2 separate regions of the Mus musculus genome follow, and region 1 is linked to region 2. The links are chromatin loops, found by intact Hi-C in ENCODE. Cell type or tissue: heart. All regions are shown on one strand. Links, peaks and the distances in the headings refer to the core of each region. The heading gives the core; the rest is flanking DNA.

What was found. Hi-C counts contacts between places; a loop is a spot of excess contacts. Peaks named below come from ENCODE experiments on the same cell type or tissue, not always from the same donor. Only the 100,000 strongest peaks of a DNase experiment are listed, where the experiment ranks them.
Region 1: a loop joins it to region 2, with 7 times the contacts of the local background. A loop is called at or near these places in 8 of 42 quality-filtered maps.

The regions. Positions count from the first base shown.
Region 1 is chr3:89,212,344-89,221,407 of GRCm38, forward strand. Mtx1 (metaxin 1) reads right to left here and starts at 1,564. Exons shown (of 8, transcript NM_013604.3): 1 at 1,470-1,564; 2 at 534-603; 3 at 340-419. The coding sequence starts at 1,550. Thbs3 (thrombospondin 3) reads left to right here and starts at 2,837. Exons shown (of 23, transcript NM_013691.3): 1 at 2,837-2,981; 2 at 4,338-4,544; 3 at 5,342-5,598; 4 at 5,685-5,787; 5 at 6,514-6,540; 6 at 6,704-6,786; 7 at 6,870-6,921; 8 at 7,046-7,194; 9 at 7,512-7,652; 10 at 7,809-7,886; 11 at 8,615-8,767; 12 at 8,991-9,064. The coding sequence starts at 2,903. In heart, for the core only: no CTCF peak of the experiment used is centred there; DNase peaks (open chromatin) are centred at 1,688, 2,018, 2,868 and 3,678; H3K4me3 peaks cover 3,615 bases; H3K27ac peaks cover 3,896 bases.
Region 2 is chr3:89,110,780-89,119,843 of GRCm38, forward strand. It overlaps the pseudogene Gm29704. Among named protein-coding and RNA genes, the nearest start is that of Fdps, 13 kb to the left of the region's middle. In heart, for the core only: a CTCF peak has its summit at 4,914 (motif pointing right); no DNase peak of the experiment used is centred there.

The DNA of each region.
Region 1 (9,064 bases), core at 347-8,346, 100 kb after region 2:
ATATGCGTGTACCACCATGACGGTTTATATTAGAAATTCCTTTCAGGTCTACCCGGAAACCAACTGCTGTTCTCTACTCTTCTTTATTTTCCATGTGTCATCAGCCTGTGTATTTCTCTTCCTCCCTGCCCATTTGATTTCTCCGCTTATCCCACCCCACAGCCCCTTAAGTTCACTATCTGGCCAACTGCTTGTCACAGTCACACTGCATCCCCCATGCTGCTCCTCCCTGCTCTGGATCACACTGCTCTTGCCTGGCCTGTGTCTGGTGGCCAATAAATAAGTTACACTTCACGGACTGGATTTCCTCCATTGTCAGCCCCCACTCAAGTCACCTACCTCTTTACGAAGATGGGTGATGATCTTGTGTGGCACTGTAATGACTTTCCCATCACTGGTTCGAAGAGCAGGCAGAGTTCCTGATATTGAGAAAGAAGTATACTCACAGGGTCCAGCTTGCCTAGTCATACTCATTTGCATTGCATTCCTGTCCCCTGCTCCTCCCCTGGCACATTCCTGTCCCTCAGGGATACCTGAAGGGCTCTGCCAAGGATTGCTGGTCTTGTGTATCTTCAGTGGGGCGCCTGTAAATCTGGTATAGGTCTGCAGGGAAGGAAGCAGACGGTAGAGAGGCCAGGGTATGGCTTCATAAAGAAACCAAGAAAAGAATCCGTGACTCAGTAAATTATGTTCTATGGTCTATACTTTTATACCAAAAGGAGAGGCGGAAAGAGGGTGTCATTCCTATTTACAAATGGGCAAACTAGACCAGACAGTTCATGGACATGTTTATATGTCCATTTCCAAGATTAAACATTAGGAAAAGATTTCTACCCTTATGCCATCTACACTGTAAAGCCTATTCACAAAAGCTTTTCCTAATTAACTTCCCTCTTCCTGGAAGTACTGATTTACTTTGACAGTCTCTGTATTCTGTTTCTACTTTACATCAATACACGTGATCGTTTCATTATTTGCTTACATGTTTGCCTTTCTGTTAACAATTTCAATACAAGGGTCAAAATCGTATTGCAAGGGAATGTTTTTTACTCTAAGAGGCATAATAAATGTTTTTTGCAATCCCGAAGACGTTGAATGAAGAGAAGCAAGTCTGCCTAGTTCTAAAGGTCTTCCTACACAGTCTGGCTGTGGGGCTGTCTGGTCTACGAAAACGAGATTCAATGGATTCATAGCGGAAAAAGAAGAGATCGTCCAGAAGGGGTTATCCCAAGGTCACCCAGCCAATAAATGGATAGGCAAGGTCTAAACCCATCTTCTGAAGCCCTGACCAAGCCTACTTCCACTGCTACACAAATCGATCCTAGGAAATCCGGACGTAAGGCGCGGAGCCCACATCGGCCTTCGACTGCCTCAGTTTCTCTCAAGACGCATGCGTCTCGGTTCTCGGCAAAGCTCGAGCACCCACTCCGGCTCTCCAGAGATCAGAGGACAGGTGCATGAGCCCTCACCAGCACGGCCAGACTATCCAGGTCCACCGACGGCAATCCCCAGCCCCCTGACCAGCAGAACAGCTCCATGGGCGCCGCCATCTTGTACGCTCTCTGACCCGGAAGCACCTTCTCGTATGCGTCGGCCTTCTCTCGCCAGGAACCGCCCCTGGTCCCCGCCTCCCTGGCCGCCGGGGCTTTGGGGTCTGGGGAGGCGTGGCTCTTGGCGGCCTGAGCCGCGGCGGGGCTGTGAGAGGTGGGGCATCGGCCTTCTGGGGAGCGCCGCGGGCTCGTCCTGAGGCGGCCCCCGTAAGGGAGCAGGGCCGCCGTCCAGACGCGCTTGGGACTTTCGCGGCGCCTCTGCCGAGCGTAGCCACGAACCGCCGGCGACACGGAGGGCTTGGGAGAGGGGCATCTGGTGCGGCTTGTCGGTCTCTGGGGGCACTTGCCAAACTGCACATGGCCCCGACAACCCCGGGCCCTCTCAGGTCTCAGCCCTGAGCGGACGCCGCGGGGGGGTCCCCCGAGCCGCATGTTTTCCACTGCGCGTTATGTTTGGAGAGGGCCTCGCGCTGCCTGTCGCCATGGAAACAAAACAGGGGCGGTGGCGGCGCCCGAGCTGAGGCCCGGCTGGGGCCTGAGTGGGGGAAGGGGAGGTGCGGCTCGCGGGCAGTTGCCTTCGTAACGGGAACTCCTGGTCGGTCCCCAGCTCCCCTCGGGTTCACCCCGGACAGGGCCATCCCGCGGTATCCAGTGTTCCCCAGTCCCATCCTCGCTCCTGTCTTCTAGTTTATGGCTCTAGCCTCTGGTGATGCTTTCCCCTTTCTGATGTCTTAGAAAGCCATCAAGTTCTCGTCGGTGCTTCCAGATTTCTATTTTCCCAAGAGTGAGGGGAAATGGAGGAATGGGCACATGTCAGGGACGCAACACACCGTAATAAAAAAATTTTTTTTTTTTTTGCTGTGCCACATCAATAAGCCTCGTGTCGTACGTAGTCTTCTAGGCACTGTAGCAAAGGATGGTCCACTGACATCCATTTCCGCCAACCGTGAAATAATGCCTAGAACCTAGAATTGCCCAAGGCAGGGGATTCTGACTTTTCCAACCACTGCTTGCAGAGAACAGTAGCATTTGGTAGCGCTGTTAAGTTGAAAGCTCCCAAGAACCAGATGTCAGGCTAAAGGGAAGCATCTTTGAGGAAAATCATTATGGTGGAGCAGGAGGCAAGGAAAGCTCTGGGACTCTTTCCCAGTGCCTCTGGTTTCGGGAGCCGGTGATGCCTCCAAGGTGATTGGCAGCTCTTTGTTTCAACCCCCCCCCCTACCCGCCTGCTCCCCCCCAACCCCCCAGCTCGCTCCTCAGTCCCTCCGCCCCCCTCCTGCTCCTGCTCTCCGCCTAGTCTTTTTCCCTCCCAGTCGCCTTGCCTGCCAGGGGTAGTGAACCGGCTAAGCGGCATGGAGAAGCCGGAACTTTGGGGTGTCCTGGCTCTCCTCCTCCTCTGCTCTTACACGTGTGGCAGTCAGGACCTTCAGGGTAAGCCTGCATTCATCCCCCTTGACACCTCTTTGTCTCCTTTCTTTTGCCCCCAGGCAAATAACAGACCACATGTGAGTTTGAGAGAGAGGGAAGAGTCCTGAAATGGGTTGGAGAGAAAAGTTAACACTGCGAAGAGTGAAGGGTTGGTGATAATGTAGGAGGGGTGGGCACCAGAGTGGTGGGTGAGTGCAGATTGGTGCAGTGTCAGGCACTGAGACCAGGATGGATCCAGGAGGACTCCACGACAGAGTTAGTCTCAGAGCATCAACAGGATAGTCTGGGCAAGCAGCTTGATTGATGGTGACTGCACGGTGGGGGACCCTGGGCTTGGTTCCCCCCCCCTTTACTCTGGCTCTTGGTTTCTAAAAGATAGGGCGGGGGTGGGGATTGGGCAGCTTGAACTCTCCCGGAGGTCTGGTGGGGGGATGGCCCATGGGTGGTGTAGGAGAGGTGGTAGGAGCAGATGACACAAGCAAAGATTCTTTACTGGCTGGAAGGGAAACCACAGATTGGCCAGGACACAGGAGGAAGAGATGCTGGCTGGGTCCTACATTCCCAGGGGGGAAAGACTAAACAGCGATGGGAGGGTCAGAGCGCTTTGTGGACGGCTGTAAGATGTGTGTGATGAGCCCCTGGGATGGGAGGACCGGCCCCAGGGTTTGGAGTGTGCTAAACCCAGCAATGGAGAGATGGTACTCCTGGTTCCTGAGTTGTGGGCACCAGGTGCCACTCCAGACTCTAGTCAGCAATGTCTCCCTTGCGCCACCTGGTGGGACATAGGAAGTTTGCGAGTGGCTTTGGTATTTGTAAGTGGGCTCTAAGCCTATAGGTTCCCAAGGCTTTGGAAGCAATAGAAGGTGCTGGGAGGGAAGCATTGCCTTGATAACAAAAAAAGGGCCAATGGTTTTGTTTTTAGAGATAGGGTCTTGTAGCCTGGTCTAAAGTAGCGGAGGCTGCCTGATTGCTTGAGGCAGTCCTCTCAGCCTGAGGCTACAGGCATGTACCAGCATCCCTAAAGAGTTTGAGTTTTGAGGATGCAGTTCAGAGGTAGGAAGATGATAATTAGGGATGCCTCAGCCGGGCGTGGTGGGGCACGCCTTTAATCCCAGCACTCAGGAGGCAGAGGCAGGCGGATTTCTGAGTTCGAGGCCAGCCTGGTCTACAGAGTGTGTTCCAGGACAGCCAGGGCTACAGAAAATCCTTGTCTCAAAAAAAAAAAAAAAAAAAAAAAAAAAAAAAAAAAAAACAAACATAAAAAAAAGGGATGCCTCACCTCTGAGAGCTCAGGAGAGAGGGCAGGCCTACCTCAGACTCCAACCACTTCCTCTAATTTTTAAATCCCTATCTGGCCAGTAATTGACCTGCTGACAGTGGGCGAATCCAGGCAGATGGTAGCTGTGGCAGAGAAGATTCGGACAGCTTTACTCACTGCTGGGGATATCTACCTCTTGTCCACTTTCCGCCTCCCTCCAAAGCAAGGTGGTGTCCTCTTTGGCCTCTACTCTCGCCAAGACAACACACGATGGCTGGAGGCCTCTGTTGTGGGCAAGATCAACAAAGGTGACTGGTGGGCACCCCTTTCCAGCATCAATGACCCCTTGAGCAGTCTCCCTCATGCCCTCTCCCAGGTGCCTCTTTATTCTCCATGACCTCTACTAGGGCTACTGGTATGGAGGAACTCAAACAGTTGGGTCAGGCTGGTATTTATAGGGATGGATGGCAGGTTGTAGGCTGGGATGCTCAGGGAGGGTGAGACAGCTCTGTGTCCCAGCAATGACTGTACCACTCAGATCTTTGCTAAAGTTCAGTGGGTACAGATCTAGTTGCCACCTTGGGAAAGGATAGTCTCCTAGACATGGAGAATAAGGTCATCTAAGGCCAATTTGAAAAGCATTCATTTACTACTTTCATTGTTTATACATTTATTTACTTTTCAAGATAGGGTTTCTCCATGTAGCTCCAGCCTGCAACTCAGAGATCCACATGCCTGGTCCTGTGAGTGCTTGTCACATCAACGCCTGGCTGAAAAGCATTTATTGTGCACCTGTTACATACAAGGTGTTGAGAGTTACACATTAGGAATTAACCTAATTTGTAGTTTCTCTCTGAGCTGTCATGCCACACGCCTTTAATTCCAGGCAGATGGAGGCAGTGGCAGGCAGATCTCTGAGTCTGAGGCCAGCTTGTTCCTCAGAGTGAGTTCCAGTATACTCAGAGCTACACAGATAAACCTGTCTCAAAAAAAACAAAGAGACAGACAGCCATGGGGTGGCATATTGGTATATAGAAGAGATGATGGAAGTCAGTTGGAACATGGGGTGGGGCTAGTGCACATACTGACCTCCAATCCTGGGCAGTGCTGGTGCGGTACCAGCGGGAAGATGGCAAAGTCCATGCAGTGAACCTACAGCAAGCAGGCCTGGCTGATGGGCGCACACACACGGCTCTCCTGCGACTCCGAGGACCTTCTCGACCCAGCCCTGGCCTGCAGCTGTATGTGGACTGTAAACTGGGTGACCAACATGCTGGCCTTCCAGCACTGGCCCCGATCCCTCCAGCAGAGGTCAGTGGACTGGAGATTAGAACTGGACAAAAGGCTTATCTGAGGATGCAGGTGAGAAGGAACCTCTGGTTTGGGGAACATGGTTTGTAGCACCAAGAGGAGCTGCTCGATCTGCCTGCCTCCCTGCTGACCCCTAGGGCTTTGTGGAATCGATGAAAATTATTCTGGGTGGATCCATGGCTCGGGTAGGAGCCCTGAGTGAATGTCCATTCCAAGGAGACGACTCCATTCACAATGCAGGTAACAGATCCTTCTGACCTCCTCCCCAGTTAACACTTTCCTTTAGCTTGACCATTCCTGAAGCTTTCAACCGCCCCCCTCCCCCCAACTCCAAGTCTTTTATCCTTGACTCATGTGTAGGAGGTGTAGATCAGAAAAATAAGATCATCCAGCAGGGCTGTAACTCCGGGGAACTCTAGGGTTAAGGAGTAAGGTAATGGCTTAGTCTCAAGATTTTTGTAGTTGCTCTTGGCAACTGTCACCTACAATTGAGTGGCACCTTTAGCCAAGGACTCTCATCCTGGTCTGTGACAAGGATGCTTAGAGACTCTTACCTAAGCAAACACCCACTTCTCCCAGAGACTTGAAAGGGTTCTTGAAGGGGCAGCTTGGGGGAAGGGTTTGAAATGGAATGTACTGGGGGCCTGGACCTACTTTGGGTTGCCTCTCATTTGGAGTCCTCCTGGAACTACTATGCCTGGGAATGAAGACTTGAAATTTTTCTGGCTTCCTATAAGGCAATGCCCAGAGGGCCTTTAGCCTGATGGAAGGGGTGGCTGTGACCGAGTAAGGGGCTATGTGAAGAGTGCTTGCCTACCGTGTGCAAGGCTGTGTAGTGGATTGCCTCTGTCATGACACTCTGCACTGCTTCATCTTTCTTGAGGGTCCAGGGCTGTCCCTCTTCTAGACCCCCTTCCTTCCCACTTCCTTAGTATCTCCCACTGACTGCTCTCACTTCTCCTCTAGTGACCAGCGCACTGCAATCCATTCTAGGTGAGTCAGTTATGAAGAGGCAGTGGAGGCAAGGGTGGTCCTCTGTCATGGGTGGGGTCTAAGGTGTGGTGTGGGCTTCGGGGACAAGAGCTGACTTACAGTGCAAAGAGGGCCCAGAGTGGCTCCCCGATTCTAAGTCTCTCCATCCCCTGGTCCTTGACAGGGGAGCAGACCAAGGCATTGGTCACCCAGCTCACCCTCTTCAACCAGATCCTAGTGGAGCTTCGGGACGACATCCGAGACCAGGTTTGAGTGGGCAGGCCAAGGATGCGATTCTGGGGTGGGGTGTGACGACAGTGGCAGAGAGATGACTTCTCCTCACTCGTCAGGTGAAGGAAATGTCACTCATCCGGAACACCATCATGGAGTGTCAGGTGTGCGGTGAGTGGGAGAGGAGGGCCCCAGAGAGCACTGCTATGCTCCCCACCGTGTGGCTTCAGCTTTTCCTTCCTAGCCATCCGAAGAGTGACCCTCGAGGGTGGCTCTGACCGTGTCTACCTCCCAGGTTTCCACGAGCAGCGTTCACACTGCAGCCCCAGCCCCTGCTTCCGAGGCGTGGACTGTATGGAAGTGTATGAGTACCCGGGCTATCGCTGTGGGCCCTGCCCACCTGGCCTGCAGGGCAATGGCACCCACTGTGATGACATCAACGAGGTGAGTGATGGCGGGGCTCTCGAGGGTACAAAAAAAAATGGGTGAAAGTTGTTCAGAAGCAGAGGAATTCAGGAGAGCTCAGAGACCAGAAAGCACAGGAAGGAGGAAAAAGATAAAGGGTAGACTAGAGGGCTATGCGGTGAAGGAGCTGGGGGAGAGGTAGGGAAGTTTGAGATGGCCAGCCAGGGGAAACGGAGCACTGTGAGGTTGGGCTGAGAGAGCTGCCCAGGGACCAGGAGTGATGCTCTTAGGATCACACACAGCTGCTCACTTCCCCAGGAAAATGCCTGACGTCTGCCTTCTCATTTGGTCCCCAGTGTGCTCACGCTGACCCCTGTTTCCCGGGGTCCAGCTGCATCAACACCATGCCTGGCTTCCACTGCGAGGCCTGTCCTCCAGGGTACAAGGGCACCCGAGTGTCTGGTGTGGGCATCGACTATGCTCGAGCCAGCAAACAGGTCAGATGGTAAAGTCTGTATGGATTTGTGAAAAATGAGATGAGACTCCCCTACACCAGCTCTGGCTTTGGGTCTAAACATGCCAGTGCTCACCCATGGGCCCTGTCAGTAGTGACTTCTGTATCTGTGAGATCCCCCTCCACCCTGCCCTTTTAGGTCTGCAATGACATTGATGAATGTAATGATGGTAACAACGGAGGCTGTGACCCAAATTCCATCTGCACCAACACGGTGGTGAGTTGAATGCCCTGCTCTGCCTCTGACTGGGGAAAGGAAACCGTGTCACTCCCTCTTCAAATTTCCTCCTTCTTCCTGTCCCCCTTGGGCACCATGCAAGATGGCCAGGTTGATTCTGCCTTTTACAGTTGTGACCTTTAGCAAGTTATTTCATCATTTTGAGCCTCAGTTTCCTCATTAGAAAAATGGGGCTATTATCTGCCTTTAAAGAAAGTTGTCCTGGGGCTGGAGAGATGGCTTAGTCGTTAAGAACACTGACTGCTCTTCCAAAGGACCTGGGTTCAATTCCCAGTACCCACATGGCATCTCACACTGTAATTCCAATATCTGACAGCCTCACACAGATATACATGCAGGCAAAACACTAATGCACATAAAATTAAAAAAAAAAGTCTGTGCTGAGAACCTAAAGGAGATAGATACAGCAGGTGTAGTTCTGGGTGGCTGCCTGAGGTTCCACAGGTAGAACGAGACTCGTCCAGGCTCATCCTTTCTTAACTCCACCTCTCTACTCTTTTTTTTTTTTTTTTTTTTAAAGATTTTATTTATTTATATGAGTACATAGTCACTGTGTTCAGACACACCAGAAGAGGGCGTCAGATCTCATTACAGATGGCTGTGAGCCACCATGTGGTTGCTGGGAATTGAACTCAGGACCTCTGGAAAAGTAGTCAGTGCTCTTAACCTCTGAGCCATCTCTCCAGCCCCCACCTCTCTACTCTTAGGGGTCTTTCAAATGTGGTCCCTGCCGCCTGGGTTTCCTGGGGAACCAGAGCCAGGGCTGCGTTCCAGCAAGGACCTGCCACAGCCCTGCCCACAGCCCCTGCCACATCCACGCCCACTGTCTCTTTGAACGCAATGGCGCTGTGTCATGCCAGGTAACCTAGATTTAAGATGAGGAGGAAAAAAGGAGGGCTCTGGAGAAATGTATAAAGCTGGTGAAAATGTAGGGACTGACCTCAGTGCCTTCATGGGAAAGAGGTAAGCACAGGCTGGAGGCTTATTAATGTGGGGAACAGAGCCCAGAGCAGGGAGAGTAATGGGGCAGGGCACAGGGATGCAAGGCCCAATGGCTAACGCTGACCATATGTTTTTGCCTAGTGTAACGTGGGCTGGGCAGGGAATGGGAACGTGTGTGGGCCTGACACAGATATAGACGGCTATCCGGACCAGGC
Region 2 (9,064 bases), core at 299-8,298:
TCTTGAGTCAGAGCTGACCACCAGGCAGCCCTTCCTGCACCTATACACGAGCTCACCGTTGTTCTTGTGGCTGACACTGAAGAATGCTACTAATAAGCCAAAAAGTTATGATTATAATACTCATGCTCTGTTATCTCAATGTTCTGAAATCCCCTGTTCACCACGTATTCACTCCTCCCCCTTTCCAAACTCAGGACCACTCAGCTTAAAGGTTGGCTGATAATGCTTGCCTAGTAAGCCAGCTGCTCCCCTCCTTGTCCTTCAAACTGTTGGACTTGGCTTTTCCTATAAAAAGCCTACCCGGAGGATAGACTGGTGCCACAATTAGGTTTTTCCTTCTTGTGGACCTGGACATCCAGTACTATGGTGTGCATTTAATAAGCTATTCTTCCTTAGCTGAGATTGGTGTATGCATGGGTTGTGTGGTGATTCCCAGACCCCAACAATGTTACTCTTAATTAAACCTCATGTTTTAAAATTGTAAAATTTGTGATATCTAGGCTCTATGACAGATTCAAATACTAAACTTTTGGGGGGGGCAGGATTGGTTGGGGGTGAAGCAGAGGCATGACCTCACTATGTAGGCCTGGCTGCTGTCCTAACCATCTTGGAATTTACTATATTAACCAGGCTAGCCTCAAAGTAAAAGATAACTGCCCGACTCTGCCTTTAATCTGCTAAATTCTGGGATTAAAGACATGAGCCATCAGGCCTACTCAAACCAAAGACTCTGTGACACAGAGTTCCCAGCCAACTCATACTATAGGGAACCACAAGTCTCCTCTCCAACCAAAAGACAAAAGAGTAGGGAGTCTTGCGGTCACTCTCATGCCTAAGCCACACCCTTCAATGCCACGGAAGAAGATTTAGAAGAGCAATTTTTACCTACCTCCAAATTTTCTAGGACCATGGCTCTCAAAGGGAGTTCTCATAGGGACCAGAGGGGCTTCAAGATTTCCATCTGTAAGGGGACAGTTAGTAGAGAAAGGTGGAAGCCGGGGCTACAAATGGAGCTTGTGCAGAAAGAAGCCAAGGCCATGCAAACTTAGGAGAAGCCCTGCCCCATGTAAATAACCCACAAAGGCTCGGAACTCACTGGTGTGTGGCTTCCTAAGCGTCTCATTTTCCAGTTCACCGGCCCGCTGCCACCCCAGGGAGCGCCTTTTTTCCTTCTTTCCATCCTTCCTTTCTTTTTCTCCCTTTCTTTCTTTCTTTCTTTCTTTCTTTCTTTCTTTCTTTCTTTCTTTCTTTCTTTCTTTCTTTCTTTCTTTCTTTCTTTCTTTCCTTCTTTCCTTCTTTCCTTCTTTCCTTCTTTTTGTTTTGTTTGTTTTAGTTTTTGTTTTTCAAGGCAGGGTTTCTCTGTATAGCCCTGGCTGTCCTGGAACTCACTCTGTAGACCAGGCTGGCCTTGAACTCAGAAATCCGCCTGCCTCTGCCTCCCAAGTGCTGGGATTAAAGGCGTACGCCACCATGCCCGGCTTTCTTTTCTTTCTTTTTTTTTTTTAACTTTTATTTTATTTATATGAGTACACTGTAGCTGTCTTCAGACACATTAGAAGAGGGCATCAAATTCCATTACAGATGGTTGTGAGCCACCAATGTGGTTGCTGGGCATTGAACTCAGGACCTCTGGAAGAGCAGCCCGTGTTCTTAACCGCTGAGCCATCTCTCCAGCCCTCTTTTTTTTTTTTTTTTTTTTTTTGACTTAAAACTGTAACATTCTTCCCCTCCTTCCCCAACCCTGCTTCCCTTCTTGACCTGGGACCCCACTCCATCAGGCCCATTAGCTTCTTTTATTTGTTTCTCATTACAGATGGTTGTGAGCCATCATGTGGTTGCTGGGATTTGAACTCATGACCTCCAGAAGAGCAGGCAGCTCTCTTCTTAACCACTGAGCCATCTCACTAGCCCCTTTCTTTTTTTTTTTTTTTTTTTTTTTGATTCTTTGAGAAAGGCTGACCTAGAATTCTCTAGGTAGGCTAGGTGGGCCTTGAACTCAGAGATAAACCCAGTTTTGCCTCTTAAGTTCTGGAACTAAAGGGGTATGCCACTATGTCCAGACTTCCTCTGTTTTAACTCAGGAGACAGAGACAGGCAGATCTCTGAGTTTGAGGGTAGTCTTGTGGAGGTCTATAGAGTACAATCTAGGACAACCAGGGTTACAATGAGAAATCTTGTCTTAAAAAACCTAAATAAACAAATGGTCTCTATTTCTTATTTTTCTCTTTCTTTTCTTCAAAAGGAACACCCAGATAAAGAGATACACTGAACAAGGTTTAAAAAGGTAAAAAAAAAAAAAAAAAAAAAAAAAAAAAAGTCCTGAGTACAAAATAGTTCTGTGCTCACGGAGCTGGGCAGGTCACCTTCCTACCCGTCGGATAGTCTGGAAGTACTGTCAGGGCTCTTTATCGCCATTTCATCATGGATACATGATAAATTATTAACTGGAAGTTTCAAGTGGCCAGTCATCCTATGATCTTGTGACCAGCTGCTATTAGGAGCCACCAAGAGTTGACTGATTAAAGGCCAATCAGAGCCAACACAGCCTTTACTCCCAGCAGAGGATGGCAGAGCCCTGATTTTGCAGCCAGCCTGGTCTCCATATAGGGAGTTTCAGGACAGCCAGAGCTACAAAAGGAAACCCTGTCTTGCTGGGGGAAATTTGTCAATCAGCATTCCTGAAAAGCAGCTGATTAAAACACCCCTGCCTCGTGCTGAGCTGTCTCAGTGTGGGAAAGCACCAGTTGCTTTCCTGTGGAAGCTCACACCAGGGACTCCATCACCATCTTCTGACTATGTTCAGGCAGCAGACACACACATACAGGCAAAAACCTGTATTTTAGGTAAACATAAAATAAAAAATCTTTTTTAAAAATGTCAATAGCAAGCCAGGCAATGGTGGCACACACCTTTAATCCCAGCTCTTGGGAGGCAGAGGCAGGCAGATTTCTGAGTTCGAAGCCAGCCTGGTCTACAGAGTGAGTTCCAGGACAGCCAGGGCTATACAGAGAAACCCTGTCTTGAAAAAACACAAAACAAAATTGGCTGTGAAGAGTTTGGATTGCTGCAGGTTCAGAGCCTAAATACAACTTCTTTGGGGCCGTGTTTAGGTCCCCCAAAAGCAATTCCTTACCCACCTTGTGCCAGACCTAACATCCTGATAGGCAAATAAAACCCTTTGGAATGTATTAACCAAACCTTAACTGCACCAGTGGAACGGATAAGAAGGGACCAGGTAGCATCTGAGGCCTGCAGTTGAGATTCCCTGTCTGCAGTAATCCACATCCCTGTTTCCATCAGTAGGTTAGGTCCAAACTGGGCTCAGCCTGTCTGTCTGAGAAGCTGCGTGCTTTCTCCCATTTTGCTTCTCTCTGCTTCCCCTTCCCCATGGAGAGATAACCTTGGCAGACTGATCCCCATACACCTTTGTTTCCACTCACAGAATGGCACAGTTTGGTGAGCTTGCTGCACCCTTGCTTACACAACCCATTTTTATTTCTTTTTTCTTTTTTTTTGGAGACAGGGTTTCTGGAACTCACTCTATAGACCAGGCTTGCCTTGAACTCAGAAATCTGCCTGCCTCTGCCTCCCAAGTGCAGGGATTAAAGGCATGTGCCACCCCTGCCTGGCCACAACCCATTTTTAAATGCTTTGTTGTATAACCTCCTTTGTTACCATAAAAACTCCACAAGTCTGTTTCTACATCATTAGGACATTGTATTGGAGGGAGATCTCAATATATGTTGTTTCTGGGATGTGGTCTCTCTGTCTCTGTCTCTCTCTTTCTCTCTCTCTCTCTCTCTCTCTCTCTCTCTCTCTCTCTCTCTCTCTCTCTCTCTTTATTTTTTTTTAAGATTTATTTATTTTATATATATATGAGTACACTGTAGCTGTCTTCAGACACTCCAGAAGAGGGCATCAGATCCCATTACAGATGGTTGTGAGCCACCATGTTGTTAGGAATTGAACTCAGGACCTCTGGAAGAGCAGTCAGTGTTCTTAACCACTGAGCCAGCTCTCTAGCCCATGGTCACTGTTTTTCTTTTTTTTCCTTTTCTTCCTTCCTTCCTTCCTCTCTCTCTCTCTCTCTCTCTCTCTCTCTCTCTCTCTCTCTTTCTTTCTTTCATTTTTGGTTTTGATTTCTGTTTTTGGAGACAGGGTTTCTCATTGTAGTTGTCTCTGTCCTTAACCAGATAAAGTGAAAGTTCTGGGTCTAAGCCTCTTACAGACAGGTATCATGCAGTGTGCTTCCTGGCCCCCATTTGAATTCTAATTGAATGTGTAATATCTAAACAAATAAATGAAATTGAGGGTACTGGTATATTGCAGGTGTCTTGTTTTGTTGTTGTTATTTTTAAGTGTGTGTGCACACACATACATGCACATGTGTATCTGTTGTGGGTGCACATGACTGCAGGTACCCCACAAGGTCAGCGGTGCCAGGTCTCCTGGAGCTGGAATTGCAGGCACTTTTGAACCTTCTGTCTTAGGTGCTGAAGCTCAGACCCAGGGCCTCCACAGGAGCACACATGCTCCTAACTGATGAGCCATCTGGCCAGGCCAACCCCAAGCTACCCCTCTGGATTTTATGTGAAAGATGAAGGTAACTGTATGTAACTAATTTCTAAAGTCTATGTGAGAGTCTGAAGGAGGGAGCTGGGCCAGTGGCTCAGTGGATAGAACGCTTGCTATACCAGCTTGAGGAACTGAGTTCAGATCCTCACAACCCACGTGGAGTCAGATAGTTAGCAGCACTCACCTGTAAACCCATGCTCTTATGATGAAGTGGGCAGCAGAGGTAAATTCCTAGCAGCTAGCTTGGCATATGAACAGTAAGCAAGAGACAATGAAACAAAATGACAGGTTCTCCAAGACACCTGCACCCTAGTAGACACATTCTTCATGAACACACACTGTAAGGAGCAGAATCACCTCTAGGTGGAGACATGCCATTATCTCCTCCCTAAATGTTGATCCACTTGGGCGGGTCTGGGACCTGACTGGGGGAAGGGGGTGGGGGGTGGGGCGGGACAGGACCACTCCTAGGCAAGTAGATTAGATAATGTGCTTTTCCTTCTCAGAATTCTGGCCCCCTAGTACAGTCTAAAAGAGGTTCAGGTGTGATGCCCACCTTTGGGGCCTGACTCAGAAAAGTGGAGCTTTTTTTTTTTTTTTTTAAATTCTGTCTTTTTCTTTTAGATGCTGGCCAGAGCCCAGGTAGGTGTGTTTTTATATTCCCAATGAACCTTCTGGGCTTCCTTACTCCTCTTCTAAGGCTCATACCCCATCTGTGGAAAGGCAGTGGGGATGAAAAGGAACGCAAGCTTTACCTGAGATGAGATGGTGAAAGCTGGTTTGTTTTGTTTTGTTTTTATATTTTTTCATACTTCTTTACTGCTCTATTGTCTTCTGTAACTCTGCTTTGCATCTACTTATGATTTTACTTAAAAGGGCCCTAAGTCTGCTCTTTGTTTGTTTGTTTGTTTGTTTGTTTTTGAGACAGGGTTTCTCTGTACAGCCTTGGCTGTCCTGGAACTCACTTTGTAGACCAGGCTGGCCTTGAACTCAGAAATCCACCTGCCTCTGCCTAAGTCTGCTCTTTTTAACCCAAGGGAGGCAGTCACTAGCCAATTCTCAGGTGTTTACTTCAAATTTTGCTCAAAAAAGTTTTAATTTTTCAAGATACGTTTTTCTCTGTGTAGCCCTGGCTGTCCTGGAACTCAGAGATTCATCTAACTCTGCCAACTGAGCACAGCGATTAAAGGTTTGTACCACCACTGACTGGCTTGTGGTAGTGGTCTTATTCTCACTCAGTGGGATTCACATTTTCTGGAGGCCCCAGCGAGATAGACCACCCAAATTCTAAAGCTGCATCTTCATTCTGGGGCTCCAGGGTTGAAGGGCTGCCTCAGGAGGTGTACACCTTCCAGACCAGGACTTCAAGATGGCGTCGCTCAAGCCATTGAAGGAGAAGAAGCTCATGGAGGTCAAACTTGGAGTGCTGCCAAGCTGGATATTGATGAGGGATTTCACCACCAATGGCATTGCAGGAGCCTTTCAGAGAGGGGATGTCCTGTCTTACAACAAGGACATCAATGTTCAGAAAGGCGGCATCTCATGGTGCTGGCTGCCTACGTGGTTTTCAGCTACTACATTTCTTACAAGGAACTCAAACATGAGCGGCGACACAAGTACCACTGAAGAGGGGTCGCTAGAGGGCATTGCATGGCCAAGTGTAACTGCCTGCCCCACTCTGACCTAGGAAGAATTCAACTAGCTGAACCTTCATACCCTGACTGAGAACTAGTGTTCAATAAAAGGTGACTGGTTCACGTACCAAAAAAAAAAAAAAAGGCATTCCAATGCTCTGAGGAGAAGGCCTCTCCTGGGAATACGTGATCTGGTCTGTGGGGATCCCAATCTGGGAAATAGAAGGGTTTGATGGAACCCAGATATTTTACCCTCAAAAAGTGAGATGTCACATGCCACTTGAGGTTCTTGGTCTTTTTTTTTTTTTGGTTTTTCGAGACAGGGTTTCTGCCTGCCTCTGCCTCCCGAGTGCTGGGATTAAAGGCATGTGCCACCACCGCCCTGCTGGTTATCTTTATCTATTGTCCAGGATGATTATGAATATCCTATCACCAAGAGTCATCTCTGAACATTCTGTGAAACCGAATAGCCCACACTTGGAAACGACTGCCCCATCCCCACCCCAGCCTGGGCAGCAGTAAATGTCACCCTCAGTAAACCCAACCATCCAGATCAGAATGGGAACATCTTGCCTTTGACAGAAGCAACTTCCAACCCTGGCTCCTGAATGAGGGTCTGTTTGGTTAGAAATGAGCAAGATGACCAAGCCCTGACTGTCGGCAGATGGACCCTTTGAGGACCTGTAGCAGAAGTCCGGGCACGCCTTCTGAAAACCATTCTGCAGGACTCACAGGAGAAACAATGTCTCCTCCCTCCACACAACCATGTTTACCCCCTTCCCCTGCTCACCTCCTCCTTCACAACCCTCGCTACCATCTCCAGCCTCACTCTGCCCTCTCCTGTCTGTCTGCTTCAACCTCTACTCTGCCACGTAGCTCTTCCCTATCTCTCCTGTCTTCCTTCTCCCTAGATCTTCTCTACCTCCCTGTGTTTCCCCTCTCCACACCTGCCAGGGGGTGCCATATGACTCTCGAAACTCCTCCTCCTTCTCTTCCTCCAATCCTGTTTCCCTCCTCCTTCTCTTCCTCCAATCCTGTTTCTGAGCAGTACCTCCTTCTGTCCTCCCTCCCCTATGGCTCATTCCAGACAATTGCTACCCATTATCCTTTTTCCATTACAGATTTCTACAAGAGGAAGAATCAGATCAACACTCCCCCTTTAAGCCCAACATAAATTCCTTAATTTCTCTAATTGATCCTATGTTTTTCAATACCTTCCCACGTGGGATGATTGTCAACAAATTCTCCATCCCCTCTTCACTACCAAAGTTAGGGGATGGACTGCCACAACATCAGCTTCAGCACTCTCCAGAATAGCTTCAAAGACTGATGACCAGATAGTAGAGGCAACTGACCTCACTCTGCCAGGTTGGATATCCCAATGAGACTATCCCAAGGGAGATAAGAGGTCACTCAGAGTACCACCAGGTTCTGGTAGAAAGATGAACCAGGCAGAACAAAAGCCCACTAACCTGTCTAAAGTAGCAGATGTGAAACAGAGCCCAGATGAATCACCTTCAACTTTTCTGGAATGCCCCTTGGACACCTATCCGTTATTTCCTCTATAGACCCAGAGGACTTGGTTAACCTGGCCTTTGTTACTCGGCCAACACTTGACATTTGTAAAAAGATACAAAAGATGGATGCGTTTGCAGGAAAGAATGGGTCAGAACTATTAGAAATAACCTAGGTGGGCTGGCGAGATGGATCAGTGGTTAAGAGCGCCGACTGCTCTTCCAAAGGTCCCAAGTTCAAATCCCAGCAACCACATGGTGGCTCACAACCATCCATAACAAAATCTGATGCCCTCTTCTGGAGTGTCTGAAGACAGCTATTGTGTACTTACATATAATAAATAAATCAATCTTTAAAAAAAGAAAAAGAAATAACCTAGGTGTTTGACAGCAGAGGCAGCAAAGATCTTTTGACAAAGACGAGGTGTGCCACTATGGCTGCACTCTAACCCACTTTCTTTTTTTTTTTTATATGGTTTTTTTTTTTTTTTTTGGTTTTTGGTTTTTCGAGACAGGGTTTCTCTGTATAGCCCTGGCTGTCTTGGAACTCACTTTGTAAACCAGGCTGGCCTCGAACTCAGAAATCCACCTGCCTCTGCCTCCCGAGTGCTGGGATTAAAGGCGTGCGCCACCACGCCCGGCCACTTTCTTTTTTTTTTTGTTTTTTGTTTTTTGTTTTGTTTTGTTTGTTTGTTTGTTTGTTTGTTGAGACAGGGCTTCTCTGTGTAGCCCTGGCTGTCCTGAACTCACTCTGTAGTCCAGCCTGGCCTCAAATTCAGAAATCCACTTTCAACTCTGCCCATGCACCCCAGGATAAAAAAAAAAGAAAAAAATGTAGTTATGCACAGGTGGCGCAACCTTGAATCCACTCTGAGCTCCCATCAGGTGATGGCACTTCTTGCTATCCACAAGAGTTCTCTGGATTCTCAAATGTAAACACACACACACCCTTCATATTTAATATGCCTTAACTGCTCAATGGCTGGGCCACTCCTAAGCCATGGCTACCACACTCCCCTCCAATATTCCCAAATTAACACTTGCTAAGTCTATATTTCATCTCTGCTACCTGAGACCCAATTGGGAGAATGGCCCCTGGGGCCGCTTCCCAGACTCTTACATGTCGGTGGGCTCTTAAGTCTGATTTTTCTGCTTCCCCAACATGGCAAATTTGTTCCTTCTCCTTCCTTTCCTTCTTTGTCTGGGAAATCTAAAAGTCCCGCCTCTGTCTCCCTGTCTAGCCATTGGCTATTGGCAACTTTATTTCCCAGTCAGAAGCAACTGGGGGCAGGCTACCTTTAGCATGAGAACACAGCTGTTCAGGATGAAAACAGGTAGACC